Regions from separate parts of the Homo sapiens genome. Here region 2 is linked to region 1. Evidence: chromatin loops called from intact Hi-C (ENCODE). Cell type or tissue: heart right ventricle. All regions are shown on one strand. Region 1 has its middle 3.8 kb from the start of LINC01668. Region 2 overlaps PDE9A (phosphodiesterase 9A).

Region 1 (2,500 bases):
AGCCTGGGGACGTGGCTGGGTGGGGAGTGGGCGCAGGCACAGAGCCAGCCTGCATGCTCCTTCTCTCCCTCCATGGACATAAGGACAGTGAAGTACTGTCCATACCACCGCGTCCAGGCATCTCACACGCCCTACACCTGAGAAACGGAGCTGAAAAATGAATTTGTGCTGTCCATCCACCACATCAGAAAGACGAGGGACAGTGATGCCTAGTGTGGGTCACCAGAGAGGCCCACAGGGGACCCCTAACCTGCTACAGTTGTGCTCTAGTCATTTGTTTCTTGGCATTAGGGGCACTTTAAACCATCAAATTAACAACCTCACCATAGTAACAACCTGTTCAATGTCACCAGGGGATCCTAATTGGCTCACAGTTAAGCCCCTTTCAACCTTCGCACTGTCGTGGTTGTCAGGACTGCCAAGCCGCCCTCCCATGCCTGCTCCTCATGCCTGTCCACTCTACAAGCCAGCTGTAAAACCCCTGCCCCCACCCTCTGTGTCGGTCCATGGTCACCACCCTGTCACCTCCAGCATCAGTCACGCCTCCGTGGTGGGCGTGGGGGCCCCACCCGAGGCTCCCGGGCATTTCTCTGATGGCTAATGAGACTGATCTTTGATTTTTGATCTGCTCATTGGCCATTCAGCTTCCTCTTCTGTGATGTGGTGGCCTCTGCCCACATTCTGCTGGGGCAGTTTGTCTTTTCCAAGTTGATCGCAGGTTTTTTTCTGGTTTTTTGTTTTTTGTTTTTGAGACAGAGTCTCACTCTGTCGCCCAGGCTGCAGTGCAGTGGCAAGATCTCGGTTCACTGCAACCTCCACCTCCCGGGTTCAAGCGATTCTCCCACCTCAGCCTCCCAAGTAGCTGGGATTACAGGCACCTGCCATCATGCCCAGCTAATTTTTGTATTTTTACTAGAGATGGGGTTTCACCGTGTTGGCCAGGCTGGTCTTGAACTCCTGACCTCAGGCGATCCGCCCGCCTCGGCCTCCCAAAAGTGCTGGGATTACAGGCGTGAGCCACCTCACCCAGCAATCAGATCACAGTTCTTTTTAAATTCTGGATTCTGATCCCTTGCAGTTAACTCTATGTCCTATTACATCTTCTCCCGTAATAGGTGATCCAGGAGGCTACAACAGGCTGAAGTCTGTGTGTCCCACACATTCCTATGTTGAAATCCCAACCCCCGAGGTATTAGGAGGTGGAGGCTTTGGGAGGTGATGAGGTCATGAGGGGAGCGTGAGACTGGTCCCCTTGCAAAAGGGACCCCAGGAAGCTCTGTTCCGCCACGTGAGGATGCACACGAAAGCAGCACCGCCTGCAGCCTGGAGCAGCACCCTCCCCAGAACCCGACCATCCCACCCCGATCTGCGATCTGCGGCTTCGGACCTCCAGGGCTGAGAGAGCCCAGGCTGCAGGGCAGAAGCCCCACTCTCCAGCCCCCGCCTGAGCTGCATAAGGCGGCCGCCCTTCCTCCACCCCCCTCTCTTCCGGGTCTCTGCTTGCGCTGGTTTCCTGTTGTTGCTGTAACAATTGCCGACGGAGCACCACAGATTCCCTCTCTGACAGCCCTGGGCGTCAGGAGCCCACAGGCCCTGCCACAGAACTGAAGCCAAGGTGCCAGCTGGACTGCTTCCTTGCCAGGGACCTGCAGGAAAATTCATCCTGGCCTTTTCTGTGGCCTTGCCCATGGCCTCGCCCATGGCCTCTTCCTCTGGTTCAAAGCCCATCATTCCAACCTCTGCTCCTATCATCCCCTCCCCTCTCCTTCGTTCCCTCTCCACTGCCTCTCCCTGCCCTCCTCTGCTGCCCTCCCGAAAGGACCCGAGGTGATACAGGCCCACAGGGCAGTCTGGCACAGCCTCCCCCGCTTCAGGTCCGGGGTTTAATCACATCTACAAAGTTGCTTTGGCTGTGGGAGCCAACGCTCACACGTTCCAGGAATTAGGACCAGGAAATCCTGGTGGGAGGGTGGGGGCAGATTCTGTCCTCCACCTGGCTGGGGGACCAAGTTGGCAGCGGGGCCTTTCCTGACTGCCCTGTCAGAAACTGCAGCACCACCCTACCCCACTCCACCTCACCCCTACCTCACCCCACCTCACCCCTACCTCACCCCACCTCACCCCTACCTCACCCCACCTCACCCCACCCCACCCTCATCCCACCACACCCCCACTCCACCCACCCCTACTCCACCCCACCTTTACCCCACCCCACCCCTGCCTCACCCCACCTCACCCCACTTCCACTCCAACCCACCTTACCCCGCCCCTACTCCACCCCACCCCTACCTCACCCTCATCTCACCCGACCCCACCCCACCTCCACTCCAGCCCACCCTACCCCATCCCCACCCCACCCCACCCCCACCCTCATCTCACCTGACCCCACCCCCAGTCCACCCCACCCCCACTCCCCACTTTGGGTACAAAAACCAGAAAAGCCCAGGCGAACGGCAGGAGGAGGTAGGTGTCCCGGCCCCATGCGCGCCACATGGCTGGC
Region 2 (2,500 bases), 110 kb before region 1:
GATTCCACTCCTGTCTGCCTTCCCCTGCCTCCCCGCTGGGGTGTCCCTTTCCCATGGTTTCCTCTAAATCTTTTCACCCATGTCCAGCCACACCATTCTCACATACTGCCTTGAAACTGGGCTCGAAGGGGCTGCGTGCTGAGAGAAGGTCCTCTCCCCCAGTGATCCTCCAGAGGGGCTGCCGCCTGGGTCCCCCGAGCACCTCCTACCCCACCCTCCCCATTCCTGCCATCCCCAGGGTCCAGGGAGCCCAGATTCCAGGGAAGGGTTGCATTAGCTCCCACTCGGAGTCCTGATGCAGCAGAGACAGACAGAGGCCCTGGGAGAAGTGAGCATGAATTATTAAGACAAGACAAGGGTGAGGCCCCAGAGAGGGGGTGGCGGAAGGGTCATGTTCATGCAGCGAGAGTTGCTTCGAGCTTGAACCGCGTATCCAGGAGTCAAGCAGATTGCAACTGGCGAGAGGCCTTCAGAAATGCCCCGTGAGAGTCCTGTGTGCAGAGCTCCATCTCAGCACACTTCCTGTTCTTTTGGTTCGTCGATTTTTGCATTTTCAGTCCCCTGTGATCCATTATTTATAACAGTGGAGATTGGCCTCAGACACTAGCAGTGAGGAAAACAAAAGCGAAGCTACGCAGAAAAATGACAAGAGTGATGAGCACAGCAGTCATGACAAATGAGCCCTGTGCGGAGGCCCGGGATCCGCGCAGATGCCGGCGCGGGGGAAATGGGCCCTGAAATCCCACCGTCAGGCCAGGCAGCTCTGAGCGTGACCTGGAGGGCTGTTCAGACGGTCTGGGTAGCCGTGTCCTGCGCATGAACATCCTCCGTCGGGAGAGGAATTCCCCACGGATTATCAGAGCTGCTCCCTCCACCCCCCGCCACGTCCCACGCGGGCCACATCAACTCCCTCTGCAGCCTCTGGCCAGCGGCTGAGCCCTCCGTGTCTCCCCTCGTTAATGCCTCCTTCACCATCCCCTCCTGAAGTTTCCCCCATTGCATACACGCGCTGAGGCCCACCCGGTATCAAGGACTCCCATTGCTTGCGAAAAAGATTCCACCCCTCTTAGAACAGAGACCAGGGCCGCTGTAGCAAATGGCCATAAATGCCACAGCTTAAAACAACAGAAACGGATTATCTCGCAGCTCTGGAGGATGGAGTCCAAAATCTGAATCGCTGGGCTGAAATCCAGGTGTGGGCAGGGCCGCGCTCCCTCTAGAGGCTCCCCCGGAGATTCCCTTCCTTGCCTCTTCCAGCTGCTGGTGGCTGCCAGCAGTTTGGGAATTGCGGCCGCATCACACCACCTTTCTGTTTGTTGTTGACATCCCCGCCTCCCCTGCCTGCGGGGTCTTAGATGTCTCTCTCCTTCCCACTGAGTTTCACTCCACATTTGAATTGGATTAACTCATGCCATGTTAGGCAAACGTGCCCCTCAAATCCTTCCACTTAACAGACATTTATTGAAGGTTCCTGTGTGCGGGGCCCAAGAGAAGGGACATTAAATTAGGAGATGAACCTTGGGAGGCCATGGCATGCTTCGGAGCCTCGGCGTCAAAATGACAACCCACACCCCACTTGGCGGTTCATCTGGGGCCCTGGAATCAGCAGACTGAGGCTGGAACCCAGCAATGGCACATGCTGGCTGTATGTTCTCGGGCCTCAGTTTCAACATCAGTGACATGGGGATAGAATCTGCCCAGCGGAGTTAAGTCACCGCATCCCGGAGAGCCGAGTGTCTCATAGAGGCTCCTGGTGTGGTCTCCATGCTGCTGCTCAGCACGGAATGAAGAGGTTCAGGAACTTGCCCACAGCCACGGATAATGAGGGACAGAGCTGGAATTGAGCCCGGGAACCTGCACACACAGCCCAGTGTGACCGTGCCTTCTAGAGAGAGGCCAGCCCTGGCACCAGGTGGGCATGCCAGCATCACCTTCAAGGTGTGCTTTAAGGATCCAAGATAATGTGGGTGCTTCAACAGATGCATGGCAATAAAAGGAAAGCACCATGTTTCACCTTCACACACACACACTTACACATTCACACACTCACATACTTACACACATTCTCATACACTCACACATATGCTTACACACATTCACAGGCTCACACATGCTTACACACACATTCACACGCACACACATTCACACGCACACATACACTTACACACATTCACACACATACACTTACATTCACACACATACACTTACATTCACACTCATACACATACATACATTCACACACATATTCACACATTCACACATACACATTCACACACATACACTTAGACACCACACTCACATTCACACACATTCACATACATTTACACACACATCCACACACACATTCACACACATTCACATTTACATTCACAAACATTCACACATACATTCACACGCACTTACAGTCACACATACACTTATACACAGTCACACAGACTTGCACATAGACTTACACACATACACTTACACACGCACTCACACCTTCACACACACAGGCAAT

Evidence for each region. Hi-C counts contacts between places; a loop is a spot of excess contacts. Peaks named below come from ENCODE experiments on the same cell type or tissue, not always from the same donor. Only the 100,000 strongest peaks of a DNase experiment are listed, where the experiment ranks them.
Region 2: it touches region 1 in a loop (2.1-fold over the local background); 7 of 110 quality-filtered maps call a loop at or near these places.

Annotation. Positions count from the first base shown.
Region 1 is chr21:42,782,521-42,785,020 of GRCh38, forward strand. No RefSeq gene overlaps it. Among named protein-coding and RNA genes, the nearest start is that of LINC01668, 3.8 kb to the left of the region's middle. RefSeq lists enhancers at 1-590, 591-1,312. In heart right ventricle, no CTCF peak of the experiment used is centred here; DNase peaks (open chromatin) are centred at 1,531 and 1,932; H3K4me3 peaks cover 863 bases; H3K27ac peaks cover 2,192 bases; H3K27me3 peaks cover 673 bases.
Region 2 is chr21:42,668,025-42,670,524 of GRCh38, forward strand. The region is part of intron 1 of PDE9A (phosphodiesterase 9A); the gene reads left to right. Among named protein-coding and RNA genes, the nearest start is that of PDE9A, 16 kb to the left of the region's middle. RefSeq lists enhancers at 15-961, 962-1,907. In heart right ventricle, a CTCF peak has its summit at 1,215 (motif pointing left); no DNase peak of the experiment used is centred here; H3K4me3 peaks cover 819 bases; H3K27ac peaks cover 632 bases.